Linked DNA regions of Mus musculus: regions 1, 3, 4 and 5 are each linked to region 2. The links are chromatin loops, found by intact Hi-C in ENCODE. Cell type or tissue: heart. All regions are shown on one strand. Each heading gives the region's core, and the rest is flanking DNA. Links, peaks and the distances in the headings are about the cores only. Region 1 holds the start of Gm35116 (a long non-coding RNA gene). Region 2 holds the start of 4930432J09Rik (RIKEN cDNA 4930432J09 gene). Region 3 has its middle 11 kb from the start of 4930518C04Rik. Region 4 overlaps Ednrb (endothelin receptor type B). Region 5 overlaps Gm35197 (a long non-coding RNA gene).

Region 1 (6,546 bases), core at 450-5,449, 250 kb before region 2:
ACACAATTGTTATCTTCTCAGGGAAGCCCACACTGTGCATTGAGGTGCATCTTTTATTTTGAGCCTTCATTTCTTTCTCTTAACCCTTGTGATTAAAATCTATGACTAAAATCAGTAATAAACTTCAACTCTGCTTCATACCAGGTTGTTCTGGAATTATTTTTCATTGTTTTCCCAATGATCTTTTTGCTTGTTTGTTTTAAATCAGAGTTGAGAAGGTTAAAGTTCATGAGACTAAGGGTGTTCTGCCTGTTGCTGTGGCCCTTACAACATGTAGTTGTGCCTCCATTCCTTCCACTGCAGATAGAAAATACACAGAAGACACCCCAAAGAGGAGGGATTTTAAAAGTGACTTTAAATTTGAATTCAATGAGATAAGTCTGTTTGGGGGAAAAATTTTAAATCTAGAATCTTCCACTAAGTTTGTTTTTGGAAGCTCTTGCAAGTATTGCATTTTCGTAAAATCATTTATTTTAAAGATGACTCTGAAATCTTAGGCAAACTTTTAAGAGAGTTGAGCAAGCAATAGGGTCAAGTAAGGAAATTCAATTGACTGAATTCTGTTAGAAGGCTGAAAATAATTATAGAATATTAAGTTAAAGTACATTGTGTTTGGACACACAAACATTAAATGTCTGTTTCAATTAATAGTCACAAATAAACAGTTTGTCAAAGAAGTATTTTTCTACATATTTTTGCTTTAAGAATTTTGAGATTATATCATAACATTTTTCCTCCCTTCAAACTCTCCTGTGTGCCCCTTGCTCTTCCAAATCCATGACCTTTAAAAATTAGTTGTTATTAAATACACACACACACACACACACACACACACACACATTCCTAAATATAACCTACTCAGTTATTTGTATGTATAATGATAACCCTAAGGGTATAGTAGTGGAACACATAGCCAACAGCTCTCTAATTGGATTTAAGACCTGCTCAACAAGAGGAAAACTATGATTGGTATAGCTAACTACTCAGTGAGTGTTAGTGAAGACATAGATATTAGTGGAAAACATCCGTTTACTACTTTATTAAGCCAGCATAATCCCTAACAACAATCTAAACATTTGTCCTTATACCACAGATAAGGGTAATCTTCACCCCTCATGAAGTAGACTTCTCTCTGCAAGAGATGGAGACCACTACAGAAAAAAACACAACCAATCAAAATGCAGAGTGGTAGAACTATTCCCAGCTGATACCTCTACAAAACACCCCTGCATCCAAAGCCCCGGGAACATTGCAGGAGAGGTGGTGATGTTGCCAAGGTCAGAATATCAGGAACTCTGCTGTGAGGTTATGTCTCCTAATAATGCCAGAAGCTACACCCAAGAAGTCTCACCAACACAACTGTCCAAACATGGGCTGAACAGAGACAACTCTAATGGTCGTACTAAACTGTACTGGGAAAAGCCCATGAGGCCTCAACCCTATACATAAGAACTACAGGCAACTAAAAGATGCTGAAAGTAGGGGAAATAGTATCCCACAGAGGAGCACATCATTTGATTTTTCAATAACAAATTGCCAACCCTGAAAACATATATACAAATAAGACGTCTTGCATCCAACTTCTAAATGTCCCCATGGTAGTTTTGTGATTTTTTTCTTTTATTTTTGAAGATTTATTTTCTTTTTTTTTTACTTATGTGTATGTATATACATGTCCCCACAGAGACTAGAGTCAGATGTCCAATTCCCTGGAGCTAAGAGTTAGAGGGAAATGTGGGCTGCAGGGAATTGAACTCTAATCCTTGCACGAGTGACAGTCTTAAGTACTAAACCACCCTTCTCCTTTTCCTCTTGTGTCACTTTTCATGAGGTTATTTCTAGCACCTCAGACAATAACAATAGTGACAGACTTCAGAATTGATTCCACCCAAGCCCACCGTGTTGAGCTGATGAGTTCATTGGGATTGCTTACAAACTCATCAGTGAGGACTCCTTTTAGAAGCATGAGTGACTAGGGTAGTTCCTCACTACAAAGCCCACCTCAGCATGACTGACACAGCTACAAAATTGGCACCCCCCTCCTTCTACAGCAGTGGTCTCAACCTTCCTATTGCTGTGACACTTAAATACAGTTCCTTCTGCTGTGGTGACCTCCCAACCATAAAATTATTCGTGTTGCTACTTCATTACTGTAATTTTGCTACTGTTATGAATCACAATGTAAATATCTGATATGCAGGAGATCTGATTGAGAGCCCCACCAGAGGGTCATGACACACAGGTCGGGACTGCTGTTCTACAAGGTAATGTTTCAATCCAGTCATTCAACTACTACGGAGCTTATCCAGTTATGTCGTGCCTACGAGTTATATGACAGGCCTTCAGATTGTAAGGAGTATGTGATCCAGAGAGAGTGAGTCAACTCTTGCATTTGGATGTGAGAAAATCCACTCAAACAACTAACTTGCAGACCGAGTGGTACTATACCTTTTCCAAAGGAGATTGTTTCACAGGGCCATGAGCAACGACTGGTGTTTCCTTGCTCAGTCAGTAGCTGCTAGAATCCTAGGGAGAGAATGTAAGGGCATGAAGGAAGCAGCAAAGGGTGAGAAAGGGTTAATTTTCAGAAACTAGCCCTCTGGAAGATAATTGCAAGCCAAGTGAAAGAGGAAAGGGGAACTGGCCTGAGAATCCGTTCTTGTAGCATTGTTCATTTTGTGGAGAAATTCTCAATTTGAGCCCAGTGGACATTGTCTGAAGCTTTGGGTATTTGTTTTTTGTTTTTTGTTTTTTGTTTGTTTTGTTTTTGTTTTTTTGTGCTGCAGTTTGGCTAACAGCTTTGTGTAGGTGGACGCACTTGAGAAAAAGACTGTTACATTAGCTGACTTCTTCCCAATTAATTAGAAATCAGAGAATTAGCCTTTTGTGATCTGATGAGAGGACTATCTTACCACAATGAAGGTTGTAAATAATTGTTTGTAAAAATCAAACTTTGGCCCCAGAAATAACTCAGTTGGCATGGGTCTTAGGCTGAAGACAAGCAAAGTTCGAGGGACAAGGAAGCACCCCCTTTCCCTCAGTGAACCCTCTTTCCCTCAGTGAAATGTCCATTAGCACCGTGTGAAGAAGCAGCCACAAAGGCCCCAGTGTTCCTTCAGAGTCTAGTCTGTCTGTAAAACGCTTTCGTTTGCTAATGTGGCCTGAATCGCTGACAAAGGCCGGTGTTGCGGCTTGGCTTCCAGACTCTAATCCCTGGAAGGGAAGAGAAGCCTTCCTTGGCTAGCTTTGTAATGAGCTTGTCAAACATTTTTTAAACCATTTAACAGAAAGAGGTATTGTGATGACAAGACACAGCATCTCCCTTTCTGGAGATTCAGCGGCAGGCAGGGAAGCATCAGGGAGACTCTTCCCGGCTCCAGCTGCCAAAGCTCCCACGCAAACGCAAACGCATGTGTGGAACTCCTTGGTGCGACTCCCTTGGGATTATTAGTTTTGACTGTGCTTATTGGCTTATTTTGCATCTGTTACCCCACAGAATTTGCTATGAAGGTTTTGCTGTAAAAATAAATAAATAAATAAATCTCCCAGTTAATCTCAAGTTTCCTTCGGAAGGCTAATATAAACCACGATTACAGTCACGTTTTGTTTCACTCTCGGAAAGGACACTGGGGCAAACGAAACTGAGCTGCATGGAATCCCCCTTTCTCCGGCCAGTTGAAGATTAATTTTCAGACACTTCTTTCCAAGCCAAATACAGTCAGTGCCCTGTTCGTTCCTGTCCATCTAAATGGCTGAGTCTAATACTGTCTTGTTCAGGGGATAAATGTCCTTATTGTTCTGATTTAACAATGGATTGGCTTTGTGGCTGCCAAGCTCTCTAAAAGTGCACTAGCCACACTCCTTATGATGATTGCTGGGGTCAAAGACAGGACTCCACTCTATCAAAGGGCACTCTTTTCCAAAATCAAACAGGCTAAAGCGCTTTAATTCTTCTTGGAAATAAACAGAAAGAGAAGGTTGGCAAGGGGGAGAGACTGTGGATTTCATTCAGACTCAGAAGTCTGAGAAACTAAGAAGGCTAAGAAGCTCTTACATAAGTAGCGCTCTGGCCATCTTCATGTGCTCTGGAGGAAACTGGCAGGTGCGCTGCGGTAGAACTCACCGATAATCGCCTCGTGTTGTGAGTGGTGGAGAGCAGAGGGGAGGGTAGAAAGTGGTACCAATCACAGCCATTGGGTTCCCAGAGATTTCATCCTATTTCCCTTCTCTTCATTTTTCTTTCTCTCTTTCTTTTCTTTCTTTATTCCCCCTTTCCCTTGGGTGGGCTATCATTCTATTAAATGCTTCTTTTCATTTACATGGCTTGTGAGGAGTACTGCTTGTGTGTGTGTGTGTGTGTGTGTGTGTGTGTGTGTGTGTGTCTGTCTTAGAGAGGGGAGGAGGGGAGAGTAGAATGAATAAGGAAGAGAGTTGGAGTTTTCCGGGTTCTCACCAGGAAATTAGCCCTGTAAGTATCTTTAAATGCTGGAATGGAGACAATCTGTCTGTATAGAGAATCTCACCAGCACCCTCATTGTTTATTTTAGCGCCATCTGCCAGGTTCGAGGTTAGGAGAACTGGGTGGGAAGTTTACACTGATGCTTTTTACGCTCGGCCTCTATTTTATATGATAGTTAAGTAGCTAGCTACCCAAAGCACAGTTCCGCAGTCTGAAAATAGGATCTTTGTTTCTGTGGTCTCTTGCTACTAATTTTAATGACTACAATACTTACAACAGGCTAGGCACCATGGCACACATGTTACATTTACGTATTTAATCTTCATAAAAATCTTGAGGAGTGATCAATATTATTATTTCTATTTGTGGTAGTTAGCTTTCTATTACTGAAATAAATAATAATAATTTAAAAAAATGGGTTCTTTTGACATGACCAGTTGGTTCTGTTGTACTTTGGGCCGTGCTGAAGCAGAACACCATAGTAGGAATGTGTAGGGAAGAAAATATGGGTACCCCGAAGCTAGGGATACACAAAAGAGTGGAAGTGACCACAGCCCAACAACCCTGTTCAAGATCATAGCCCAATGACCAATAGGCTTCTCATTAGGCCCCGCCTCTTGAAGATGCCTACTACTTCCCATTAGCCTAATGGAGTGGGGGCCACACTTTCATCCATTAAGTCCTTGGGAGGAACTCGTCCAAACTACACTGAACGCTTTTCTAGGAAAGAAATTAAGGCTCAAAGAGATTAAATAACTTAATAAGGTCAGAGAACTAGAAGCTAGAAGCTGGAGGAGGTTAGTGTGAAGCCTAATTTTAAATTGTCAGTTGATGTGGGGCAGTGGGCTGCGCACAGACAGTCTGGTCTCCAGTCGAGCAAAGGTCTGGAACTCCGGGAACCCGATGGGCAGTGACTTACACCTACACGGGATGGAAGGTGTTCGATCATGTCTCCTGGACCCCTGGCTCCTGTTGAAGTTACCGCCACCAACCCCACCCCGCCCCCACGCCCCCACAGCCCCCACAGGAGAAGTGTGTGACTATCAGTCACACAGACAATGTCCCAAGCTTCTGGCATTCTGGCTAGACTCCACCCCCACAGTTATCTGACTATAGCAGGTATGCTCTGCCCCATAGTTACCTGGCAACAGCTAGATAGTCTAGCCCACTATAAAAGGGGCTGCTTGGCCCCTCGTTGCTCTCTCTCTCTCTCTCTCTTTAATATTTTTTATTAGGTATTTTCCTCAATTACATTTCCAATGCTATCCCAAAAGTCCCCCATACCCTCCCCACCTACTCCCCTACCCACCCACTCCCACTTTTTGGCCCTGGCATTCCCCTGGGCTGGGGCATATAAAGTTTGCATGTCCAATGGGCCTCTCTTTCCAGTGATGGCCGATTAGGCCATCTTTTGATACATATGCAGCTAGAGTCTAGAGCTCCGGGGTACTGGTTAGTTCATAATGTTGTTCCACCTATAGGGTTGCAGATCCCTTTAGCTCCTTGGGTACTTTCTCTAGCTCCTCCATTGGGGGCCCTGTGAACCATCCAATAGCTGACTGTGAGCATCCACTTCTGTGTTTGCTAGGCCCCGGCCTAGTCTCACAAGAGACAGCTATATCAGGGTCCTTTCAGCAAAATCTTGCTAGTGTATGCAATGGTGTCATCGTTTGGAGGCTGATTATGGGATGGATCACTGGATATGGCAGTCTCTAGATGGTTCATCCTTTTGTCTCAGCTCCAAATTTTGTCTCTGTAACTCCTTCCATGGGTATTTTGTTCCCAATTCTAAGAAGGGGCAAAGTGTTCACACTTTGGTCTTCGTTCTTCTTCAGTTTCACGTGTTTTACAAATTGTCTCTTATATCTTGGGTATACTAAGTTTCTGGGCTAATATCCACTTATCAGTGAGTACATATCATTTGAGTTCTTTTGTGATTGTTTACCTCACTCAGGATGATGCCCTCCAGGTCCAACCATTTGCCTAGGAATTTCATAAACTAATTCTTTTTAATAGCTGAGTAGTACTCCACTATGTAAATGTACCACAATTTTTGTATCCATTCCTCTGTTGAGGGGCATCTGGGT
Region 2 (6,546 bases), core at 634-5,633:
TCCTGCTTTTCTTTAAGGGCCTGTAACTCTTTAGCAGTGCTCTCCTGTAATTCTTTAAGTGACTTGTGAAAGTCCTTCTTGATGTCCTCTATCATCATCATGAGAAATGATTTTAAATCTGGGTCTAGATTTTCGGTTGTGTTGGGGTGCCCAGGACTAGGTGGGGTGGGAGTGCTGCGTTCTGATGATGGTGAGTGGTCTTGATTTTTGTTAGTAGGGTTCTTACGTTTGCCTTTCGCCATCTGGTAATCTCTGAAGCTAGCTGTTTTAGTTGTCACTGTTAAGAGCTTGTTCTTCAGGTGACTCTGTTAGCCTCTATAAGCAGACCTGGAGGGTAGCACTCTCCTTAGTTTCAGTGGGCAGAGTATTCTCTGCAGGCAAGCTCTCTTCTTGCAGGGCAGGTACCCAGATATCTGGTGTTCGAACCAGACTCCTGGCAGAAGTTGTGTTCCACTCACTAGAGGTCTTAGGATCTCGTGTGGAATCCTGTGTGGGCCCTTGCAGGTGTCAGGCGACTCTGCTGGCAAGGTAGCCCGGGGCTCGAGTTGAGCGGAAGGGACTTGTGTCCCAGATCAGGCCCGGGTAGCCTGCTTCCCTATGTACTGCAGTCTCAGGTTACGCGCGATTGGATTGGGGCAGGCGCTGTGTTCCACTCACCAGAGGTCTTAGGATCCCGTGGGAGGTCCCGTGTGGGCCCTTGCGGGTGTTGGGCAAGACTTTGCTGGCAAGGTAGCCCGGGGCTCGAGTCGCCTGTGTCTTCTTAATGTAAGGCAAGGTTTCTCTTCTGAGCCCACTGTCTCTGGCTACCGTGATGTCTGTACTCCTGGGTCTCTTGGGCTCTTGCGGATAGCCCTGGCCATGTCCAGTCTGCTGGTCCACTTTACTTCTCTTGCAATCTGCTCGGAGCCTTCCCAGGTGCTGCTGTATATTTTCTCTCTCTTATTAAAAAAAAATCTTCCCCCTTAAAATGGATCTATCATATTGGCAATCTCTTTAGTGTACACCCCCCTTCCATACACACTGTTCTCTGAGGGGTATCTCATGGATGGGGAGCTGTGTGTCATCTTAGGGAACTCAATTTGTATTGCTGAGATAACATCTGGAGGCCACTGGCACCCGGGAACTCAGACAGAGATGTAGCTCTATCACTGATCGCGTGGGTTCGCAATGGTAAATCCATTTTTCTTTTAAAAAAGTATTTGTTTATACTGTATCCATGTTGAAGACACCGTTTGCATCTAAGGAGAACCATCTAGACCTTCCTGCAGGATATGTTGACCCAAGGTTTTCTTTTAAAACTCCATAGGCCTACATTAGATTTCATTTCTAGTGCAAAGTAGTTGAAACATTTTTTTTTTAAAAAAAGAAAGAAGAATTGTGAGATATTTCAATTAAAAGTTATACTTAAAAAAACATATTAGTAAAAATTATCTGGTAATATTTCTATTAAGTTATATTTGAGAAGATAATATTCTTATCTAGTTATATTTGATAACAGATTTGGTAAATGTAATTTTTCAACACAGTTTTTGAAAATTCTGAGTACTGGAATATACTTCTTTATGACCTTAGTGATAAATATCTTTATTGTGTATTTGTTCAATAAATCAGATAATCCCATTGACAACTATGGACAAAATATGGATCAAATGTCACATTACATTCTAAATCATGCATCTTATCCATGACTAGACACGCAAAAATAAAATACAAGACTTTGGAAAGTGTTTGGACTAAGATGTCAAAGAGGTTAATTAGCTCACATGAAAATCAAAGAAAACCATGTTTTCACACAAAATAGGAAATAAAAAAAGAAAAGAAGAAAAAAAAAAGAAAAGATATAAAGACAAGGAAATCACTCTTAGCTACAGAAACAAATTTTATTAGCTTCTCAGCACTTCAGCTCACTCTTGGTGTCATAACTTATCAATTCAAGTAGCAGGAAAGAGTAGAATTTAGAAATAATTCTGATCATTTCTTCTAAGAAGTAGAGAGAGAACAAAACCCACGCCAAAGAGAACCCTCCCTTGAACGGGTGATGGTAGAGTGAAGAAGCATAATGTGCTCAGGTGAGAGACTGGCTGCAGTCAGTGTAGCACTCACAATGCCCACGCTGCCCTGAAGCAACAGGTAGCAAAGTTCTGGGAGGAGGGGAGCAGAGAAAGAGGTTCAGGGTCCTACCTGGAATCCAGGTGGTCTTAGGTGAAGATAAAGGTGGCATTTTCTGTATTCTCATCCAGAAGTGTAGCGCGTGTCAATGGAAAGGAGCCTGGCTAAAATCAACATTTTTTATTTTGGAAGAAGAAAACAAAGCAGACATCACTTTAGGGACATCTTAAACCAGAAACAATTAAATATACTCTTTCTTGCTTTAATGGATATAATAGCCCAATGTTCTTCAAGAAACTCACTGTTCCTCCTTAACAAACCTTGGGGGGCGGGGGAGAGGGAGGTAGGGAAGTGATTAATTTAATCTGTAACTTTTTCCATTCCCAGTCTGTTCTCAGCACTTGGTGGGGGGAGCTTTAGAGTTCTTACAGCTCCCCCTACTGGTGGTAAACAGGATGTGCAGCTTTTGTACGTAAAGCTTTGGCTTGTTTATTCTGAGAACAACAGCTAAATATAACATCAGCTTGTTATTGCAAAAGCAAGATTCCTCTCGTCGTTTCCGATGTCTGAAAAAGTTCAACGCGTAAATTAAAAACACGAAGGGTCATAGAATTTTCTGGAGAAACTATTTCCCGAAGTCGGGGCAACAATGGATTCTGGACTAGAGCAATCCCACACAGTACAGCTTCAAGAATCTGTTTCTGAGATCCAGCCCCAGAAATGACTTAGGATCTGTGGGCGATCATTTCGATTGCACCGCCTTGCCTCCATGCTCTGTTCAGATTTTATCTGTAACCCTGGGCAGACAGAAGTGAGAGGGATACCAGTCAGTTTAGCTGCTGCAACACTGTCTCAAAACCCCCGCTGCCCTTGCAGTTGGGGGTCTGTCATGTGTCAGGCCTGACCCATTCAAGAGAGCTGTGGTCTACAGCTGCCGGCAGTGCAGCAGGTGCGCTGGGGATCACTGCCTGGCCTGTATCCCTGCATGTCATGCAGAGCTGAGATATTTGTACATTTCCGTTTCTTGACCAATAAAATCTCTAAAGTCTGTCTTGCCTTCATATTTCAAAGTATGAAGATATACTAGCCATTCCACATTTTTAATGGTAGCTTTAATTTTTTTTTTTACATCACTGGAGTCTCTTCATATCTGAGTCTATTCTCCTTGTTCTCAATGGTGTCTCTTTGCATAATGTGCAGAACGCCTCAGGCATTTTTGAGCGAACTGGTTTTGCTGTAGAAGAAAAGCCCAATTGCTATTTCAGGATGTGACGATCTTTAAGACTGGGAAAGTAACATATCTCCATCAATTGTAACCAAGTCTTTCGTATTTTGACAGACAGGGGTGAGAAGATCTGAAAAATCGGTGTTTAATCGATGTTTCCTTGTGCCATGATTATTCTTGTTTGTTGGACCACGCTGTCCGTTCATGCCACTTTCCTTTCTCTCGGCTTCACTTGCTACTCACTCCAAGAAACATATGTTCAAAGTCAAGCTGATTACCTTTAAAATGCATTGCTAATTATTAAAACTCAAGGCACGTTTGATATGAATTTCAGCTAGACAGTGGCTTCCATGACCAGGATTCTGTTGGTTTTCTCTGGGGTTTGCAATTGCCTTTCTTTTTTTAACTTGCCCTGGGAATATTTGTTACCTCCTTTTTCCTCCTGTTCTTCCTGTGCACTTTGTGCGTCTTGATCTCCCGGAAGAGGCTGCAGTCCTCCTGGGGTCTGGGGTCTTCGTGTCCTCTTTCTACTGTTGATGGTTCTCATGGTATGCAGGGCTTGTTGCAGGGAAGGGTGCCTAGAGGAACTGCCTTGCCTCAGGGCTATCAGCTGCCACTTGGAGTTCCTCAAGTAACTGCACAGCCCAAGTATAGTGCAGGCTCTGCTTATCTTGTATATCAATGATGCAATTTGCCCTTCCTTGATGTGGAGGAAAGAACAACTACCTTTAGTTTTCCTTCTTCTACCCAAGTAAGCTGCTGTCATGGCTCCAGAGCTAAGAGGTTGCCACCTTGCAAGAAAAGGGTACAGAACCTACTTGACACATTCCAGGGTGTAGGGGATTTTCCACGGTTTGGGGAGTAATAAAGCATTCTTTATTTGGAGACAATGCTAACTGGACACAGTGCTGAAGATGGGGCAACAGACGAGGGCCAAGTTCTACAGAAATGATTTCCCTGTTTCAGCTTCACTTCTTTTCCCACCTTCCCAATCCGCTGATGCTGAACTCAGTGATGTTCTTCACATCTTGGTAATATGGTCTATGCTGACTTTATCCACCGTCATTTACAGCAGTGGTTCTCAACTTGTGGGTCGTGACCCCTCTAGGGTTCAACACCCCTTTCACAGTGGAAAACAGAGATGTTTACATTGTGATTCATAACAGTAGCAGTTATAGTTATGAAATAGCAATAAAAAGAATTTTGTGGTTGGGGAGCGGGGTCACCACAACTACGAGGAGCTGTATTAGAGCGTCACAACATCAGAAAGGCCGAGAACTACTCATTTAGATTCCTTTCTATCCTCTCCGGATTTCTCTAAAGATTGTTACAGATGTTTGTACATTGATAATTATCATCATCCCATGAACCCTGCCATCACCTGTTTGGGAGCGTGGCTTTTGACACTGTATATTTACCACATCTGCTTTCTGCTACCACTCATAGGCCACGGAAGATGAGAGGCAAACAGAGATGTCCATAGTGTTTTTTGTTTGTTTGCTTTTGTGTTTCGTTTTGTTCTTTAATTTTTCGGTTCCTTACATAGGTTAGAGACTCGAAGGTATTTTATAACTGCATAGCAATGTGAATGTGCAAGTAAAAGGCAGCCACTCCTGGAGTGGAAGGGTGCAAAGAAACGAATGCATGCTGGTGATGGGGTGTGGGTCACTTCTCTGAACCTCTGTAAGGAAGTGGGCTGAGCTGACTTCAGATCCCAGCAGTCGCCTTTGCAGGGTTTTAGAACATCCGGTCTCCGTTCTTCTTCCCATCTGCGTCAGTGTGCGCCCAGTTTCCAATCTGCTTTTCTGCCCTAGGTCTTCAGAAGCCGTCTCCTCTCACACCTTTCCTCATGACGCCCCCACAAAAGAATTGAGCTACTCTTTCTGGCTTATCGGCACCATTATCATCCTAGCTATTATTACTGAAAGGACTGCGTTTCAGTGATCCCCATTTCAAACCTCAAAAAAAAAAATCCCTTTAGATTTTTAATCTGCAATTCCCAGTGTTTGCCAATTTAGGACCATCTGCAAATTAGTTAATGTGCAGTTTAGCCTTTCTTTGAAATCAGTAATTAAGATGTAAAGTAAGGCTGAGACCAAGACTAATTCCACGGGCCTCCCACTGGGACCTCTCCTGAGCTCTATAACTCTTTCATCCGCACCTCTGGCTTCTCAACTCCCAGCCAAATCTCCAGCTATTTCTCTCGATATGTAATTAAGCCGATGCATGAGGCTCACCAGATTAACTTCTGTTTTGTAAAACGCTATCCGGGATACATATTTATTTGACTTGGTTTTGTATTTACATGTGTGGAAACCTTATAACCAACGCGAGAAGAATATTTCAGTTAGATCGACCCTGGCTTTTCCCATTAGCTAATTCTCCTACACTGAAGACAGACACAAGATAGCCTCTTAATATTAATTCTATTATTTAAGTGCAGCCAACGTTCAGGATCTAGACTATAACTGCCACTAAGGACTAATTTTATCCCTTCTTTTCATTTTAAATTTGTTCCAGCATTCTAGAATCTTTCTACTTATTTAAGATAAAAATCTGACTTTATTTTAATAAGTTTATTCAATTATTCCCCCATCAGCTATAGAAAAATCCTTTTGTTTTCAGGTCTTAGGCGTTTTCTATTAGCTGCCAATTATCTGTGTCTCAGACTGACATTCAAATAATTAAATATTCAGGTGCACCGATCTTGCCACCAAGGGTTTTATGAGCATTTGAGAAATTTGTTTAAGTTTAATTGGGAAATTAAGCCATGGGGCAACGTTACTGCAGCGCTCCACTGCTGTGCTCTGAGGAACCGCACTAATATAGGTCAGAAAAACACAATAGGACCCACAAACACTCAAAGAACACGAACCCACAAACACCCAAAGAACACTAAACCCTGCTCTGAATGACTGCCAAATTCGGAGGCATTTTAATCTTCCCTTTCTGGGACTCTTTCTGCCTCTAGTGTGCAGACCAGCCTCTGGTTTAGAGTCTAAATCTTCTTACTGGTCTCAAGCCCCTGCCTATTCCCTGTGGCTCTTTTCCCCTTTCAGAACGTACTCAAGTATTTTATTACTGTGTGTCTGCAAAAAAAAAAAAAAAAAAAAAAAAAAAAAAAAAAAAAAAAAAAAAACCCATATCGCTCTTTTCTCTGTAGTATCAGATGACATTCCGAGCATTCTGAGTTAGACGCTGGTTTCTCCGTT
Region 3 (6,546 bases), core at 599-5,598, 140 kb before region 2:
TCAGAGTCAGGATCAGTTTCTATTCACATGTGGAATCATCAGACTGTGAAGGCCAGGTTTTCCTACTAACTGGTGCAATCCATTATTTCTCATGAAAGTAAGATGCATGAATCCTGACACATGACCAAATCACTACTGGTTAAGACAAGACTTGCATGACGTCCAATATCTGTCTTTTATATGTAGAGCTATCAACAGAATTCAGATGCAGAATTCTCACAGAGAAAGCACTGTTGAATGGAATAGAGGAGACACCTTCATTCAGATAAACCAAACTAAAGTTCCAGAGTGTAATCTTGGAGAACGCTGTCTTCAACTTTTTCTTCACTGTGTGTATGGGGGGCGGGATGTAGGCAAGGGGAAGGAAATGATGCATTTGGCATGTTCTAAAGTGAGATATGTCATCACTTTCAATGACTTAGAGATTTGAAACAAATACAGCTATCAACACATAGGAAAGGGTTTATATTTAATATTGTTTCCTTTGGAAATTTCTGGTTTTCCAGCTAGGATTTGTTCCACCGCTAGGTTGTTTGGGTTCACTCTGATTTATTGCTGAGTTCATACATCTCTTGTCTCTTCTGTTCTAAGGGGAAAGAAGTCATTGATATTAGCCGTATGACAGTGGCAGCATGTGTCCCAGTGGATGATAACCCTGGCTATAGACTGTAAGCCTGAGTCTGCAGAGACTGACACACAGAGTACAATGACAGGAATTTAAGTAAGTGTGTCACAGAGCTCGTGTTTCCCTAGAGATAGCTGGGTGAATGGCAAGGAAATGCTCTGACGTTCTTAGTGATGTATTTAAAGCAGTTAGTACGCCCTCCCTCCCTCTGCTCCCTTGTTACATGGCCATTGCTATTTCTATTAAAAAAAAAAAAAAGGCAGTTTGAATTTGTACAAATGGATAATTCCATACTTGCAAGGGTGAGAAATGGTTCTTTAAAGCCAGTATTGACTTGATGATGGTAATAATAATAATAATAATAATAATAATAATAATAATAATAATAATAATGAAGTTCTGTCAGAATACGAGATGAAGAACACAATTTAAACACATTCCTTAAAGGCCCTCGTGCAGTTAGGTGAGCTTTCCTGAATAATGGGATAGATATTTCACTACAGTTAGCATTTGATCATGACTCTGAAAATAACAACTGAAAAACTGTGAAGTGGGTGTTCATATGGGTGCCTTATTAGAAGGACTGGTGTAGCTAGGCGGTGGTGGCACACGCCTTTAATCCCAGCACTTGGGATAGAAGAAGAACTGCTGTGTGGTAATAGCAATCATGACAATCACGAGCCTCAAGCCCACTAAGCTACAAGTCGAAAGCTGTACTCAAAGGAGTTTGTACTCAAGCCTGAACCACTCCAGTTATAATAGGCAGAATCTTCCAGACAGAACTTTCCAGACAGATGAACCTCCAAATATCCTTGTTTACTTATTTTCATTTTTATTATTATCAAACAATTCAAATTTAAGAATTTAAATTTTATATTCTTATCAAAAGAATTCTTAAATTTAAATAAATTTTGATCATATTATTCCCTTCCTCTAGCTTTGTCCAGATCCTCTCTTCATCCCTACCCATCCAATTTTATCTACTTTCTCAATAAACAAACAAAAACCCAATACAACAACGTCCCCCTCAAACCAATGAAACAAAATAAAATCACAACCTCTGGGGAGGGGGCAGAAACAAACCCACCAAACTGTAACCAAATAAAAGCACACATAAGAAGCTGTGGAGCCGCATCTGCCCTGGACTTGTTGACGTACCCAGTGACACTCTATTGGAGAGAACTGATTTTGAAAAATGCTCTCAGGAACATGCTGTGGCTGGCCTTGAACTCACTCTGTAGATTTGGTGGGCCTTGTGTTTGTGATCCCTCTGACTCAGCCTCCTCAGTGGCTGGAATTGAAAGGTCTTTGCCACCACCTGACCACACTACATATTTAGAGGTAAGAAATAATTTAATTGTGGGAGTATCTATGCACCACATGCATACCTGGTACCCTTGGCTGTCAGAAGTGGGAGGTTGCAATTCCCTGGAACTGGAGTTACAGATGGCTGTCAGAAAACATGTGGGTGCCGGGAACTCAATCTTGGACTTTTGCAAGGGAAACAAGTGCTCTTAACTACTAAGCTAACTACTGAGCTGTCTCTTCAGCTCCTATTAGATTTAAAAGATAAATCCATATGTACCTTTGACCTTTAAAGATTGTTTTCATCTGTGGTCATAATCCTTTCACTATTAATTTGCAAGAGCTATTTCTGCATGGTGAATGCCAACAGAGATTCTACTTTATTATTTTCATCTAATCTGTGGCATCACTATTTTTTCCTGTAGTAGGGATTACAATTAGAGTCTTCTGCATGCTAGACAAGTGTTCTGCTAGCCCTACACTATAAACTTATTATTCTTTCCTGATTTTAATTGTATACATCTTTATAAATGCATCTGGGGACGATTAGAACGAACTTCTAGAAGCAAAATATAGCTTAATTTTTAGCCCTAAATATAGTTTTTTTATCCACCCCGAGACCATGTGTTGAATAACATATTCATGCTGAACCAAACCTCAAAGGAATATTGAGTTAGTTAGACAAAAACTCCCAAAAGAAAATAAAGACCAGACGAGAAGCAAAGAGTGTCTTTTCTCAGCGAAGAGACACAGACTTGTAGATTTCTGTCAGGGACTGCAGAGAGGTGAGAGATCAAAGAAGGACCAACAATGGGACTGAAATTCAGGCCACATGAGGTGCTGATCTTGAAGATCTGAATATCTTGTGGTGAGCTACATGTAACTATTCACTGTGATCTTGCCTCTTGGTGTTTCCCGGTGTTGACCATATCAATCAATTAGGAGACAAAGTATAGAAGCAGAGCAAGTTGCAATAAGCTATTGCCATAAATGAGGGGATTTTATATTACATAGAAACCTTGGGAAAGAGGAACAGGATGAATTTATGATAGGCAGTGTCTTAGTTAGGGTTTTATTGCTCTGAACAGACACCATGACCAAGGCAACTCTTATAAAAAACAACATTTAATTGGGGCTGGCTTACAGGTTCAGAGGTTCAGTCTATTATCATCAAGATGGGAGCATGACAGTATCCAGGCAGGCATGGCACAGGAGGAGCTGAGAGTTCTATGTCTTCATCCAAAGGCTGCTAGTGGAAGACTGACTTCCAGGCAACTAAGATGAGGATCTTTTATGCCCACACCCACAGTGACACACCCATTCCAACCAGGTCACACCTATTCCAACAAGACCACACCTTCAGATGGTGCCACTCACTGGTCCAAGGATATACAAACCATCACATGCAGGAATTACCAGGTATGAGATTATTAGTGCTGAGTGACATCATATAAACCAAAGAGGAAACACTTCCTAAAAGAAGCAATAATGACAAATAGTTAATGAGAGATGCTGTGTGCAAGACAAAGAATGAGTTTCATTTTTTTCTGGTAATGTAGGGGAGGGGTCAGTCTACTGTGTCAGAACCTTGCAGTTGAGTGGTGAGACAGAAGCATACTCTAGTGGGATTTCCATCTTTCATCCTCCTTGGAATGTCTGCAATTCACATAGATACCATAGAACATAGAAGATGCCTATCCCCTCTTTCCTGACCTCAGTGTTGGGCTCAGAGTAAACTTCTCAGCAGTTAGGCCAATTCTCCACAATACAGCAGTTTATCCATGTTCATCACCAGGACCAAGATAAACCAATGGGTTCTTTTCCCTGGGCCTTAAACATGTATTTTAACAAACAGAGTGTAAGTCCCTCTGGATGGTAAAAACTACGATGCACTGGATTTTTACTCCTTACCAAAGTCATATATTGAAACATCACTCTCCAGTGTGGTCACATTTCATGGTGAGGCCTTTGTGAGGGGATTAGGTCATGAGGGGGAGTTCACTAGAATGAGATTGACACCTTATGGGTGACTGAGGAGTCGGGGTTGTCTCCTCTCACTGTGTGAAGACAGAGAATATACTGAAGCTTGTGGATTTGAAAAATGCCCACTTCAGACAATGAATCTGCCAATGTCTTGGACTTGAGCTTCCTGTCCCACATAACTACATTTATTTTGTAGGTCATATACCACTCTGATCACAGCATTATGATGTACCAAGATAGAAGTAGCAATGTTCAGAGGTGCCAACACAGCACTGTGCACCATCTAGCTCAGAAACCTGCTTTCCTGCTGCATGAAGAAATCTTATGCGTATCACAAAAAGCTAAGCCAACCTTGAGAAGAGGTGTAGAGTGTAGCTGGAGTCCAGGGTTCACTCTGGGTACATCCTGTGGGTTTGAATGCATGTATTGTATGCATTTATTCAAGGCTGCTGCCTTTGGTGTCTTCATCTTGCTTTATCACTGTTCTTCTTCTAAGTCCACGATGTGCCCTTTGCTCTACATTCCTGGAGCATTTTCCCCTTAAGACATGAATAAGCCCTCATAAGATTGTCATTTCTGGTCATTGTCAAAATACCAGACTGTCTGGTGCAGACTCATTGGAAGTACTGACTTCTGTACACAGTCCCCAAACCAGCCCTCCTGTGAACATTCTCTTATTTCCCTCAAAGACTTGTGGATACTGTTCCACCTCCTTTTCAGGTTGCTAGTGAGAATCCTTTGAAAAGCCATTTTCATTGTCCTGAAACTTATATCTTTGGTATTAATATTCCTTCCGTGTAAAAAGCCTTTAATCCTAGTCCCATAGCATCTGTCATTGTACTGTTAAATAGAGTTACTTTGCCACACTAAATATTCTCTCTGCATTGTCTGCTCTTTACTCTTTATTCTGGCAACCATCCTGACTCTACAATTTTAGCATTTTCTGAATACCATATAATAGTCAGATTTTCTAGATATTGATCTTTTTCCATTATAAACATACATTTAAGCTTCCCTCGTGTATTTTCATGGTTTGATATTTCATTTGTTTGCATTATAATAATAAACCCACCTACCACACCTTAATCCCTCTCCCTCCCCCTCCCCTCCCCCTCCCCTCCCCCTCCCCTCTCTTCTCTTCTCTTCTCTTCTCTTCTCTTCTCTTCTCTTCTCTTCTCTTCTCTTCTCTTCTCTTCTCTTCTCTTCTCTTCTCTTCGTATGAATACTGGCATGGGTGTATATGCACCACATGTGTGCCTAGTGCCTACAGAAGACAGAGAGATCATTGGATCTCCTGGACCCGGAGTTACAGATGGTTTTATGAAGCTCTGTGTGGGTCCTGGAAAGGGAACTCAGGTGCTTTTAAAGAACAGTTAGTGCTCTTAACTACTAAATTTTCTCATCAGCCCCAAACCGAACTTAACATGTTCAGTTGCTAAAGAAGATAAAGTTGTAAACATCCAGGATTGATTGTTTTGTGTGTGTGTTAAGCAGCATTACTGGATTATGTTTGGAGAGTATGGTTAGTTTTATATGAAACCGTCCAATGGTTGATCAATGTGCTGTTTTGAACCCCTACTGATGGATGAGTATTCCTGCTGCTCTACATTTTTTTCAACAAGATTTGTTACAGTGCAGAAAATAAGAGACTGCAGAATGCTCAGGCTTAAAGGAAGCAAATATACTGCCTTCCACCCCCAGGCTTGGGGATCACTGAAGGATAGCGGTAAAATGAATGCAAGAGCAAGAAGTATTAGATAACAAGAAGACATTTTCTGGACATAGCAGGGCAGCTGCACATATGAGCTCACAGTGGTTCTGAAAGCATGCAAACACAAGCCAGCCTGAATCCCAGGATGGACAGAGGAGTTGGGCACACCATGGGACTGAGGGCAGTTATTAGGTGCTGGGAGAGGGGGAGACAGTTTTCTCTAAGGGTGTAGCCACTCATAAATCAATCATCCTCCATTGGAAGATCACAGATCTAAGAATATTTGGGCAGCATAAATTAGTCTTGAAGGGTTTAAAAAATAAGGACACAAGATTAAATAGGTAGGGAAGTGGAATGGATTCAGGAAGTTGGAGAGGGGGATGAATATTATCTAAACATATTACACAAAACTTTTAAAAATCTAGTCAGGAAAAGGAAAATAATAAATTAGAACATGATTGGTATTTCTGTAATGGTCTCCATCTGCTGCAAAGAAGCTTCTTTGGTGAGAGATGAGAACATTTATCTGTGGGCATCAGGACAAGTATTCAGAAATAATACTGGTCTAGAAAGAGCCTTATCAGGTTCCGCTCTGGGTCCCATGACCTTGTCAGCCATGGGGAAGTTGGTCAGAACTACAGTATCACGCTTGAATTTCCACCCATTGAGCAAGAGAGAGGTGTGAGTATCTTAAAAGTGTCCAGAAAGGTCGACGAAGAAGACCTACCCAGTAGGGAAGCTCATGGAGAAAATAAACTATATGCTCTCTGGATAATGAAGGAAACTGGTTGGCAAGAATCCAGAGGAGTACATTGGACATATATCAAAGGCAACATTCTGGAAAAACCGATGAGTATGGGTAGACTAGGGAAGAAGGCCGAGGCAAAATAGGTAGAGGGTTAAAAAGAAGAGTAAAGCCAAG
Region 4 (6,546 bases), core at 450-5,449, 210 kb before region 2:
AAAATCCCCTCCCAATGTTCTGAACTTATTTAAGAGAGGCTGATGCCATAAAGTTGAGTTCCTGCTTCAACAAGACTCCCAGCTCGGTGCGTTTCTTTGGGCTGTGGACACTCACCATCCTGCTCAGCCCCAGAGAGACCCCGGTGGGCGGGACCAGCAGTTCTCTCCTCTCTCCTGGGCCTGCCGGCAAGGAGCAGGCACAGTTACAGCATCTCTATTCATTTTAATGATTGACTTAGGATTTATGAATGAGTAGCGAAAGATAAGCTGCTCTTTTAAACCATTTGAACGTTTATTGGTTTTGCTTACTCAACAAGAAGTTAGCAACGACACAAGCTGCCACTTTAGGTGACCAGAGCAAAACAAAACACAGTTATTTTACACGGCTTTATTACAAGTGCATGTTAGGTACAACACACCCGCATTTGGATGAAAACAGTGTTCCTTTGGCTGTTGCACATTATCAATACTGAAAATGTTTGAACACAGACCAAAAATAGCAGTAAATAATTTGGGAGAAAATAGGCTGAAGTCACTTACAAATCGTTTGACCTCTAACATCCTTGTTAACACTATTTTTATGCATTGCTATATTAGGCTACTTAAATGTTAGAAAATATGCTTTAAATTAGATGGTACCTTCTCTTATCTTGGTTTTAATTATGCAAGGGAATCATGTTTTTTTTCTTATCACCCTTGGTCTGTGTGCTAAAATTTTTAATAAAAAAGCCACTTAATATAGTTTTATTGTATATATTATGTGAATAGTATTCTTATGCCATTTCATAATTTGGCAGGACGATTATTGCCCATGAAGAGGGAAGGAACATCTGGGTTAAACAAAGATGTTAGGACTTAAGAATTTAGAACACAACAATAAAACCAATCTAAAACTTAGTAAAAATTAAAAATATATCCACGCTGTGAAACTACTGGGGAGCCAATAACTAACTTAAAATTGAAGATCTGGGGCGTCCTTTATGATTAAAAAGCAATCTGTACACACAAGAACTGTGGGTGACTCCTAAAGAGAGTCATGTGTCACGTGGATTCAGTATTGTTCTTGGTTTTTTACCTCATTGTCCCGTTTGGGTTTATTGTATTGTCACAATGATTTTGGTAGAAAACTGCATTGTTAAGCTCATTTTCAACATGTGGCCTGGGTTATGAAAAGAAGAGAAGAGAAGAGAAGAGAAGAGAAGAGAAGAGAAGAGAAGAGAAGAGAAGAAAGAGAAAAAGGAAGGAAGGAAAATCTGTTATATTTTAAGACAAGGTTAAAGCTCTCGGGCTTGGTTTGTTCCCGAGTCACGCTGAGAACGCTGCGCTTTGTTTTGCTGGAGCCGAACCAGGACCTTTCACACCGACATGACGTGGCAGTGACGAACACAGGGCTAAGAATGGGAATATTTCCCCACGGGCTTCCTCTGGCCCCACCTCATTTCCTCTCTCTTCAGTTTTCTCTTGGGCATTCTTTCACACACCGCTCATCCGGAGTGAACCTAAGGCACGTCGTGGAAGGAGATTAAAAAAAAAAAAAAAAAACCTAGACAAGAATGCGCAAAGAGGAGGATCTTGCAGACCCCGAAGCAGTTTGGCTTCTACGTTTTAGAAAAAGCACCATGTCCAGAACGCCTTTCTATTGGCTATTTTCAGGAATAACATAAAAAGTTGGTAGTATGCCTCCGAGAGAGCTGGTTACAGTGACTATTTTCTATGGCGTTAAACCACGGTATTTTCGCTATCATATTGTGCTGTGGACCATTTTCTCTACAGCATGGCTGAAAGGATGCTCCCTGCTTCTTTGCCATGTGGACACTGCACCGGGCAATTCACATTCTGTCTATAACCGGGTTACTGGCATCTCTTTGTCAGAAAGCTACGAACGCTGGGACCTGCCCTTTGTTAAGTCCTCTACGTGTAGTGCTTATAGCTAATAGCTAAGTATTTACAGATGATGAAGTTGAACACATGGAATTTAAACTTCAATCATGAAAGGATATTTGAAAGAACTTTAAAGAAATCATAGGTAGTGTTCTGTTTTGTGTCTTTCTGCAGAGTATGTGTGAGGGAATTTCAGAAGTCTCAGGCATAGCAGCTCACGCTTTCCCATGTTTTCTCTGTGGCATTCGCAGGCTGTCTTTTCTTCCCCCGAATTCTGATCATTTCAATGTTGGTAATGACCAAAAAAGTTTACCAACCATATTGCCTTTTCTTTTGCATATAGTTACAATCAGATTAGTGGGTATGATAGTATGCATAAAAATTTATTAGTTTTTTTTTTTTTAAGTTTCAAATTAAGCAATTGAAACTTCGTTTTAAGAATTGTTTTGCAATGTCATGCTTTCTTGAATCCAGATTCATAGGACTGGATAATAAACTCCTGAACAGAACTTCAGTGAAGTTCTCGTTTTTTTAAACGTAAGTGGCATGTGAACGCACTAGGGGCTTTTAAGAGCTCTGCTGAAGTGCTGACTAAGAATCTAAGTGCTTCCCCACGGAGGAGGGCTTCATTCCTTCCCACAGCTTTCTTAGGTTGTAAACAGCCCGTGAATATATCCGGTGTTGAGCGTCAGAACAGTTAAAAATAATCCCTCTCACACGCGCGCACACCTTTCTGCTAGCATGGTTTTTTCCATTTTGATTTGGCAACGGTTTCATTTTGTTTTAATGGTATCTGTCCACAATGAGGACAGTGAGATTCGGCGAGTGTTCTTGCCTTCAAGACGAGCTGTATTTATTGCTGGACCGGAAGTTGTCATATCCGTGATCGTTGGCTTTGAACTTCAGGCAGGACTGCTTCTCCTCCAAGGACTGCTTTTCCTCAAACGTTTGGCACCAGCAGCACAAACATGACTGTATGAAACAGAACGACCATTACATGCGTACTCAGGCACACGGCCACCGCTCTGCTCTTCTTGCGCTGGGGCTCTGACTATCCTTGCAAGTGTGGGGTTCCGGTTCCCTCTCTTTCCATACCCCCTTTACCCCCCCCCCTTAAAAAAGAGATGCAATTAAGGCCAGCAAGATGGCCTGGAGACATGTTTGAGCACTAGAACTCATGGTGGAAAGAGAACAGACATCTGAAAGTTGTCTATGTGCACACACACATGCACATGTGTGTGTGTGTGTGTGCACAGATTCTGATACACACATGCACACACACACACATAGTAGCACTTATGCATCATGTGATGCATATATACCTTGCATTCACACAATAGTAATAAATAAAATTTTTAGAAATTGAAAAGGCGATCACATTTGTGGGATGTGCTAATTTTTTGCAACTATGAAGTACAAAGAAAAAAAAACTTATGGAATTAACATTACTTAAGAAACAGTCACTAATTGTTTTTAGTATATGTGTGTATCTCTCTCTCTCTCTCTCTCTCTGTGTGTGTGTGTGTGTGTGTGTGTGCGCGCACCACACAAGAGGCCAGAGGAGGGTGTCTGTTGTTTCTTTCTATTGCTTTTTCTCTTATTCTCTTGAGACAAATCTCTCATTGAACCTGAAGCTCACTCACTCTGTCTGCCTAGCTGACTGATCAGGTGTCTTTAGGATTTCTTTGTCTCTGTCCTGTAAAGCTAGGGTTACAGGTTTAGGCAGGCAAGCCTGGCTTTTTACAGGGGAGCTTGGGTTTGAACTCATGTCCACAAGCTTGCTCACCAAGTGCTCTTTCCTGCTGAGTCATCTCTTTAGCCCCGAAAGCCACCTTAACTTTTGACACTTTATCTTATTTACTTGGAAATCGATTCTTGATGTGTCACAACAGTGAAAGTCAAACATTTTTTCTTCGAGAACACAAATACTACAATTGCACACGTGCCTGTGTTCAGACTTAGGTAACTAGTGTCTGTGCCCCATAATCTGCTTTTCCTCACTTGACACTGACATACATTTCCTCCCATGTCAATGAGTTTAATACTGCCTAGCTATTTGAAACCTACATGTTACTCTTGCGTGCATTTTCCATATTGTTGTGCTATGAATTTATAAAGGATGCAAGTACCTTGATTTTATTTTTCCACTTTTCACTGGAGTTTTTAAATTTTTAAAACTCTGTTCAGTCCGTTTGTTTTATGATAGTCTATGGGTCTAAGCAAATAGGTTTTCTGTTTGTGTTATGATAAACTCTATGCTCAGGGAACTAGCGGGGTTTCTGTTCTGTAAAGAAAGGAGTTGGTTTGGATAAAAGTTCTCTTCCATCACTAATTTCTTAGTTATGAATGGGCAAGGATGTTTTCAACTATCTCAGTGTTTACGAGGAAATGAATTTTGATTTTCAGATAATGAAATACCAGTGACAGTGTCCATTCTCTTGCGAGGGGAGGCATATTTTACTTGGTGTTGCATTATTGAGAGAATGGCTGAGTGGAAGAATGGGTGTCATATTGCCAGCATCTGAGGTAAGAAGGTAGACTTATATTCTACATGGAGTAGCAGATTGCCACTACACATAGATGGGAGGAAGGATGGAGTAGAAATGATCTTAATTTTTTATACTTACTATGTGTGTGTGGGTGAGGTGGGGGAGATGTGTGTGATGCCCCAGAGGAGGACATTGAGTGTCCTGATCTATCCCCCACCACCTTATTTCCCTAAGACAGTGTCTCTTACTGAACCTGGAGCTAAGCTAATGCCTACCAATCTCCAGAAATCCTATCACTAGAATTATAGGCATGTGGGTAGCCATGCCTTATATCCCCCGCCCCTCCACTGCCCTTCTTTCTTTGGTGTTTTAAGATAGGACCTTACTGTATAACTCAAACTGGCCTTGAAAGCAGAGAGATCTTTTCTTCCCCTCACCCAGCACGGCATGCCCCACTTTCCCCATCAGTGCTGGGCACTGGAACCTTTACCCACCTGCAGAGCAAGAACCCTTACCCTCTGAGCCATCTCCTAGCCCTTGACTTTATTCCCACCGTCCATGAGAAAAAGAGATTAACTTTCTTATAACCCAAATTGTAGTTGAACAATAAAAAAAAAAGTCTACCAAGATCAGAGGAACACTGCATCTAACTGGGTTTCATTCTTATCTGACTACATGACAGTGATTATCAATATATGTAATTTTATTAAGCTACACAATTCTAATAGTACTGGTGAGTGGCTAAGGCATCAGGGCATGGCTTACTATTGTCAAGGATTTATAAGCAAATATTTCCTATAGTGCAAAAGTGATATTTACAAACATCACATATGCAGGGCAGTGGTGGCATGCATCTTTAATCCCAGCACTTGGGAGGCAGAGGCAGGCAGATTTCTGAGTTCGAGGCCAGCCTGGTCTACAAAATGAGACCCAGGACAGACAGGTCTATACAGAGAAACCCTGCCTCAAAAAAACCAAAACCAATCAAACAAACAAACAAACAAAACAAAAAACAAAAAACAAAAAACCAAAAAAAAAAAAAAAAAAAAAAAAAAAACCAACAACAAAAAAACCCAACCCATCACATATATCGCAAGGCAGGGAAAATTAGCAATCTTCCAGCTCTCTCTAGATAGCAATATTGGTGTGTTTTTTAAAGCCTATATTTGATGCCAGATCACAGGAAACATTTTATTTTAGAAGAGTTTCTTACCTTAAAGCAGTTTTTGAATCTTTTGCTCACCAAATACAGAGCGATTGGATTGATGCAGGAGTTCAAAGAAGCCATGTTGATACCAATGTAGTCCAAAACCAACAAAAAGCTGAAAGAAACCCAAAGTTGTCTTTAAAGATTACATCCCTCCAAGTGTGTATTTAACTTGCACCTTTATGTTTTTATGAAGAAAGCCCAAATCACCTACATGCAATAATTTTATTTAGCCACTGATTTACCAGCAGAGGTGCCTGTCTGTGTCTCTGCCTGCCTGTCTCTTTCTCCGTCTGTCTTTGGCATCTCCACTGCCCTATCCCACCTTCACCACCAATATGCAGCATTTCTTTTAAAAATAAGATTCTCATTTGGAAGCGAGGGAGGACTGATCTGAACATTGATGTCTCCGATCTGACACTTTTCATCTTGTCACTCATCACTTTGACGACTGTGCCTACATTCCCAAGGCTTTTCCAGGCCCTCTAATTTACCCCATCTAGAGCAATTGCCAATCGAAAATCGGTCTTAATTGGCCTCGGTGGATAAGAAAATAGTATTCTTTCTGCCTATTAGATGGATTGATAATGGGGAAGCAGCTGGATGACAATTCCATAATTGTTTCTATTCTCTCTCTTTCAATCTAAGTTAGCACAGGTTACTGAGTTTCATACATACATATGACATACATGTTATGATATACATGTTATGACATATATGTCATCACATACATGTCATGTTCTTCTTTATTTACCTCTCTCCCTTGGCACCCTCTCCAACCCCCTCTATCTTCCCCCGAACAGCTGCCACGTCTCCTTTTATGTCACATGGGTTCCACTGGATTTTCTTCTCTTACCTCAGAAGCTCACACCTGTGTGGATTGCTCTGGTCATACAGGGTGAGCTTCAGGATCCGGCTGAGGTGAAGGGGAAGCCAACAGAGAGCAAACACGAGGACCAGGCAGAAGAC
Region 5 (6,546 bases), core at 620-5,619, 240 kb before region 2:
ATAAAAGTAATTAACAAAGTTATTTTTGGAAGTTAATGTTTCTCTGTAGCAAGCTGGGAGAATTTAAGTTTTAATGTCCAGAGATGGTGTCACTAAAGGTGCATTTAAATATTTAGCCAAAAATTAGAGGGCCTGAAGTTACAAAGTTTACTTGAAAGAGAAATGAGTCACATCACCAGGAGTTTATCTCTTAGACTTGCTTGCTTGCATGGTCACCAGAAGTCTGTTTTGTTCTTGGTTCCCTCCTTAAGACATTCAACAGCTGTTGCTTCCCCTAAACCGTAAACTCCCTCTTCCTGTACTACCCAGGCTGCTATAGGCACAGACAGTCCGGAAATGTGAGACACTTTGGTAAATAACAGAAGTTAGCAGTGATAGGAATAAACTGTAGATCCTTTTAGGAACCAGAGCAGGGTCCTCTTACATCAGCACAGCAGATTCAGGTAAGCCTCAGCATAAGCCACTTACGGAGCAAAGAACTCGGCCCACCTACGTCATTTCTATGAGCATAATCGTAGCAGACACGTACAGCTGACTTCTATCTCAATCTGCCAAACTGTTTTTTCATCTGTCAGCAAACTATCTCCACTTTAATTAAGAATGCATTGATTTTTGTCTTTTTTATTGTTCATAAAGCATTCAGTCTATTTGCACTTTATTTACCTTTTAAAATTTATTTGTTTATTTTTGTGAGCATTGTTATTTTACCTTCGTGGTATGTCTGTGCATCACATGATGCATGTTTGGTTCCCCTGAAGGACAGAACAGGCTTCAGAGCCTCTGGAGCTGGAGTTACAGACTGTTATGAGCTGGAATGTGGGTCCTGGGAATCATACCCAGGTCCCGTGAGAGAGCAGCCAGTGCTCTTGACCACAGAGACACCTCTCTAGCTCCCTGTACCTCTTTTAATACCTAATATGTTACTTGATCCTGTTTTAATGTTTTGGGCTTTATAAAAATAGATAAAGTATTTGTGCCAATTAATAAGTTTAATAAAAAAGTTAGATCCAATCTTGCATTTCAGATAATTCTTATACCTCCTGAGACATAAAAAAATCTTCCTTTATATACAAAAATAATCATTGGACTTTTACAAGTATTGTGCCAGAAATAGCAGGAAGGGTTTATCACTTCAGTTTTAAAATAGTAAGACGAGCTTAAAGCAAAGCAAACTGTTCTGAGAATTTAGTGGATTTAGAATAGTAAAAATTTTCCAATAATAAAAAATTTCAATGCACACAAAATTTTGGGGCAGTCAAAATTTGGTTTTGAGATTAAACCATTGAAGAATCAGGAAATCAAGTGAACGGATTCAGGACCATTTTTCAGAAGTGACTGCAGGTGGAGTTGGACAATCTCTACTGAGCAGGTGTGAAGCTCAAAGCTTTAGCGAGATCTCAGACCTGGCATAGGCACTGCTCTTTCTCCTATTAGACCAGATAGCCCTGACTGACACTGGGAGGGATGGAGGGACGCTTACTTGAGGCCATGGGAAGTTCGCACTACAGTGACTAATAAAACTGTGAAAGCTCTTCACCTTTTTCATATTTCATGTCTTTTCCTATAAAATCATATGTGCAAATATGGATTAGGAAACTAGGTTTTCTCCTTAATATTATACTGAAAGTAATATTTTCCTTCCTCCCAACCTAAAGAAATGTACAGAAAATGTTGAGTATACACAATATACCCCATTGGATTATTTGTTATTTTATTATCTTTAAGCAAATTAAAAACACAATTTTTTTTACAAATTTGTAAAAGTGACCGTAAGTAGATAATTTTGTCCATAGAATACAGATGAATTTTATCAAATTCTCTCTATTGTAAATATAAACGAAACATGAATACATTTGTACACTCATGTAGTTATTCCTGTTATTTTTGTAAAGTATGGGGAGCTTACCAGAGATGACCACTCAGACACAGAGTTTCAGCCTACTGGAAGTCTCTATTCCAGCTGTTTCGGATTACACGCAGGTGTTTGGGGATCCAGGTGTGGCCCTGTGCATCCAGAGCATGGGGTATTTTAACATAAACCCACACTCTGGCATCTTGTTTGGCCATCGCGGGGGAGTTTCACAGAAGCAAGCTACTGGTTTAACAGAACCAGAGATAAGTTAATTTGGGCATCTTGATTTTGGATTCCTAAAGCAGAGCTGGGTAATGTTCCATGGGATTCTCCATCAAGAGGATCAAATTCTACTTAAACCTGAAATGGACTCAGCACGAATACAAGATGGCAGAGCCTCTGTCACAACAGTGTATGGGCATTCCAAAATTTTTTGAGCAAGTCTTATTATTGTCATAACCTTTTGTTAATGATTAAATAAATTCTATTGACTTTACTCTTTTTAAATTATGTTTTAAAAAACAAAACTAAAATGATGGAAAAGAAAAGCTCAGTAGGTCAAATACAGAGTTTACCAAAGAGTTTATCGGAAGCCTCGTCAATAGAATAGATTATGTGTGAAATACAGAATATCATGATATGAACACAAAAAAGAGAATTGGATTATTCAGTCAAGGTTAATAATAAAAAAATTAAATGCATGAGTGGACATACAATGACTTTGTAAGAACATCATAAAAAGATAAAATCTATGTATTATAGGCATATAAGGAGAAGAATTTCACTCGAAAGACATAAAAATATATTTTAATAAAGCCATAGAAGAAAATTTCCTAGCTCTAGGGAAAGATACCTATCTAGATACCAGATTATATGGAATGCCAAGTAGATAGAACCAAAATAGAAATTCTCCACAAGGGGGCTGTAGAGATGGCTCCGGGTTAAAAGCACTTGTTGCTCTTTCAGAGAACCTGGGTTTGATTCTCTGTACCCACATGATGGCTCACAATTATCTGGAACTCTAGTTCCTGGGGATCAGATGCCTTCTTCTGACTTCTTTGAGTACCAAGCACATACTTGGTATACATATTATATGCTAGCAGGACATTCACATGTAAAATAAAATATAGTTGGTGTTTGTTTGTTTGTTTGAAAAGAAACCCCAATGGTATAATATTGTAAAAATATTAAATGTGCTGAACAGAGAAAGTATATTTAAGGCTGCAAAAGAGAATGGACAAATCACATGCAAAGGCAGGCCCATTAGAATAACTACAGGATTTCTGATCCAAACCATGTAAGCCAGGAGGACTTAGACTAAGAAGACCGAGGAAGTCCCAAACATCAGAGAATGATCAAAATGATGCAGAACAATACATACCATATCAGTAATAAATCTGAGTGCCACCGTTTTAATTTCACTTATCAAAAGACACACAATAGCTGATAGAATTAGAAAACAGAATCTCTTTTTGCTGCCTGCAAGAAACACATTATTGCAGCTATCTACTCTCCATGTTATCATGTCTACGTCTCTATCAATAACCCCAAGTTATGATTTGCCATGTTCCATTTGGGCTACTCTTAACTCCAATTGGCAAGCCCTCATGGCCATCTTTTCATGACTCACCTACCCTATGACATCTTCTCCTTTCTCCCTTCGTGGTTTCTCCTCAGACCACAAACCTGGAAATGGAAATCCCACCTACTTCTCTTCTGCCCACTTGCTGTATGTGAGGATTCTCTTGTCCTAGAGGCAACCAGGGCCAGGATTTAGCATTGCAATATATAGCAACAGATCAAGCCTCAACATAAGATGCTTTAAGTGTGACCCTTAAAATTTCTTGTGCAAAGAGTTTAATAAAGTTAGAAACGTAGACTTTTTAATACAGTTGTAACAAGAAAATTACTAGGTAAAATTACCAAGACTGAGACAGCGAATAGCCTCTAGTGGTTTCAGAGAATACTTCATATGCCGTAAAGGTTATCAGATGTTTTATTTTTAATGTAGGGTCTTTAAAAAGCTTTTATATTAGGTTTGTTTACTTTATCCAACAAGACACATCCTTGAGAGCCATATATAATGAGAATCGTGGGCTGAGTATTATTGATTTTGTTCTATGAAGTAAGGTGATTTGAAAGTTTGTGTGTTAATTACCGAGTCCACAAACTCCTGAGGTGACTAGGTAAATGAAGAGCCTGCTCACATTTATGGAGGACACACACAAGGCCTCATGTGTGCTAGGCTAGCACTCGACTGCAGAGTCTCATGATCAGTTCCCAAACTGAGTTACTACTTACTTCAGTAAGGAGCACTCTATCCTTGAGCACTTTGGTAGCTTAGAATAAAAGAGGATGCTTATGAGAGTTGGGGGATCTGTTTTAAAGCATATCTTTCTGTATGGGGTCAAGGACTGGGGAATAGGTTGAAGGTTATAACAAAAGAATTCATACTTTGCGGACGTGGATGAAGGGTCAAAGCCATCTTCTAGGGTGAGTGCAACCTTCAGGGGGATAATTCAGTAGTTTTCACTACTGGAACCAATGGGATTTTGGCAAGTTTCATTCCCCCCCCCCCAAATTAAGTTATTTTGTCACTCATTTTCCTGGGCGTACTGAAATTCTAAAGTCTTGTTAGAATAAATAGACAAATGGAAAAGTCACTTCAATATCAGCAACACACAATATGGTGGTAGATCATTTCAAATATTTATAGTAAAATTTTATGGTGCAATTTTTCAGACACATTTAAAGGTTTTATCATCTGCTCATTGCATCCGAATATAATTACCCAATGTGTAAGAAGTGTAAATTATAAAAACGTTGTTTAGATTTCACAGCTGAATTTAATCAAGTTGTAAGTAAGAAATTAGATTTCTTAATATGCCAAGGCCTTTAAAAGATGACCTGGAGATCTTTTACTTTTTACATAAAATTGTGTTGCCAGCTGTTTTCATTGTAAATAATTTTGCTCTGTGATTTGTGGGACTTATAAAGTGTTTGGTCATTTTTACTATACCTTTGTTACAGCAAAATATCATTGTAGACAGTACCCGTCTTTACACATTTTCAATGACTATGTCATCACTAGGAGTTAGCATTAATTGATGACACCATCAGCGTAGAGTTTGAGTTGGTATTATGGACAGCCATTTGGTTTTGGACCTGAGTAACTGAAATTTGTAACAGCTGCTGGTAGATTGGACCGATCTGACTTCAAGAGCTTGCTATCATCTTTGTCGTAAGAATAGAAATCTGAACATCATACCCCAGGGTAGAAAAATGAGATTTGTGAGCCTTAAAAAAAAAAGTTACAGCTAAAGCAACTTTTGCATGATTTTAAACATCACCTCCTCCAGAATTCTACAGCAGGTCATGTGGCTTGGGATTTCTGTGGCACACCCAGGTTGACTTTATAGTTTGCATTCCTCACCTCTCATTTTATTAGACAAGTAGCTTAAGGACCTCCATATATCTCTCCGACTCTGGCCTTCTCCCCCATATCTCCCTTTCTTTCCTCCCTTTCTTTCTTTCAAAATCAACATTTCTAGAGGCAAATAAGTTAAATAGTAAAAGTGCATACTGTTATGCCACTTGTTTAATATTTCAATATTCATTACTTTCTTTTATGTTTCCAATCACTACCTTTCAGATGCCAAGAAATATAAGCACATAAAAATAACCCCAGGATGATATATATTGCTCCTAATGTGTGTCAGGAACTTTCTGGGGACTCAGCTGAGTCTCAGTGTTGAGAAAGTAATCTAATAATTCCTAGACAAAGGGACATGCTGTAATCTCAGAAGGCAGACAATGGCAATAGTGAAACATAGGTTCAATATTGGTAACTTCGTGTGTCTAGTCCTGAAAACAGGGCTATTTGTTCCTAAAGAAATCAGGTTGAATAAAAACTGAAGTAAACGGCCCTAGGGATAATCTGCACTCAGAATGTCAGACAGCAAATCTTGTTATAATGTTGGTTCTGAAAGTTTGGTTCAATACAAAGCCTAGGAATTGAGGTGTAGGTCAAAATGAAAGCTCATTACAGGAAGAATGGATCCTGTCTGCAGATGGTGCCAACACTGATGAGTATGTGTGATCAGTCCACAATGGTCACACCAGCACTGGAAGGGCTCCTCTTGATTGTCAGCTGTACTGGATTTAGATTAGCCATGGAAAAACATTCCTGGGTATGTTTATGAAGGCATTTTCATAGAGTTAACTTGGAGGGAAGACTCATCCTGAACGTGGACCTGTGGCTGCAGTGTTTCCTGGGCTGGGGTTCCAGATTGAGTGAGATGGTCAAATGCTCTGAGCTGCAGCCTCCATCTCTCTCTGCTTCCTGATTGGATATTGGGTTCAATGGCATCTTGTTCTTGTTTCCATACCTTCTCAAGCATAACAGACGTCATCTCTTCTTACTTGGTGAGTCCAAAGGAGCCTCCCTTGCCTCTGTCAAGGATTTTGTAATAGCCGTGAGGAAGTGACTAACATAGTCATCTAGTGTGAATGAGTTTTCCATGGTCTTTCCATGTTCTTGTTAGAAGACTTTTTATTTCAAGCTTAATCTTGGCATTAGTTGTAGTCTGGGAGAGGAGGGATGGAGAAGCAGACAGTGTGGGGGCAGGGGTGGGACAGCGATTTAAAAATGTATTCACCCCTATGATGTTCTCAGTTTTAAAACTACTTTACAA

Evidence for each region. Hi-C counts contacts between places; a loop is a spot of excess contacts. Peaks named below come from ENCODE experiments on the same cell type or tissue, not always from the same donor. Only the 100,000 strongest peaks of a DNase experiment are listed, where the experiment ranks them.
Region 1: a loop joins it to region 2, with 2.2 times the contacts of the local background. A loop is called at or near these places in 6 of 42 quality-filtered maps.
Region 3: it touches region 2 in a loop (2.3-fold over the local background); 3 of 42 quality-filtered maps call a loop at or near these places.
Region 4: a loop joins it to region 2, with 5 times the contacts of the local background. A loop is called at or near these places in 5 of 42 quality-filtered maps.
Region 5: a loop joins it to region 2, with 6 times the contacts of the local background. A loop is called at or near these places in 6 of 42 quality-filtered maps.

What each region holds. Positions count from the first base shown.
Region 1 is chr14:103,774,965-103,781,510 of GRCm38, forward strand. The region is part of intron 1 of Gm35197 (a long non-coding RNA gene); the gene reads left to right. Gm35116 (a long non-coding RNA gene) reads left to right here and starts at 3,955. Exons shown (of 2, transcript XR_874924.1): 1 at 3,955-4,141. In heart, for the core only: no CTCF peak of the experiment used is centred there; no DNase peak of the experiment used is centred there; H3K4me3 peaks cover 338 bases; H3K27ac peaks cover 543 bases.
Region 2 is chr14:104,024,746-104,031,291 of GRCm38, forward strand. It overlaps 4930432J09Rik (RIKEN cDNA 4930432J09 gene), which reads right to left and starts at 2,397. Exons shown (of 3, transcript NR_045953.1): 1 at 2,182-2,397. The region is part of intron 1 of Gm41238 (a long non-coding RNA gene); the gene reads left to right. In heart, for the core only: no CTCF peak of the experiment used is centred there; a DNase peak (open chromatin) is centred at 2,536; H3K4me3 peaks cover 293 bases; H3K27ac peaks cover 555 bases.
Region 3 is chr14:103,884,728-103,891,273 of GRCm38, forward strand. No RefSeq gene overlaps it. Among named protein-coding and RNA genes, the nearest start is that of 4930518C04Rik, 11 kb to the right of the region's middle. In heart, for the core only: no CTCF peak of the experiment used is centred there; no DNase peak of the experiment used is centred there.
Region 4 is chr14:103,814,348-103,820,893 of GRCm38, forward strand. Ednrb (endothelin receptor type B) reads right to left here. Exons shown (of 8, transcript NM_001136061.2): 6 at 6,434-6,546; 7 at 5,584-5,692; 8 at 268-2,853. The coding sequence ends at 2,719. All of the region lies in intron 1 of Gm35197 (a long non-coding RNA gene), which reads left to right. Among named protein-coding and RNA genes, the nearest start is that of Ednrb, 27 kb to the right of the region's middle. In heart, for the core only: no CTCF peak of the experiment used is centred there; DNase peaks (open chromatin) are centred at 1,394 and 2,744; H3K27ac peaks cover 447 bases.
Region 5 is chr14:103,784,982-103,791,527 of GRCm38, forward strand. All of the region lies in intron 1 of Gm35197 (a long non-coding RNA gene), which reads left to right. Among named protein-coding and RNA genes, the nearest start is that of Gm35116, 9.3 kb to the left of the region's middle. In heart, for the core only: a CTCF peak has its summit at 2,767 (motif pointing right); no DNase peak of the experiment used is centred there.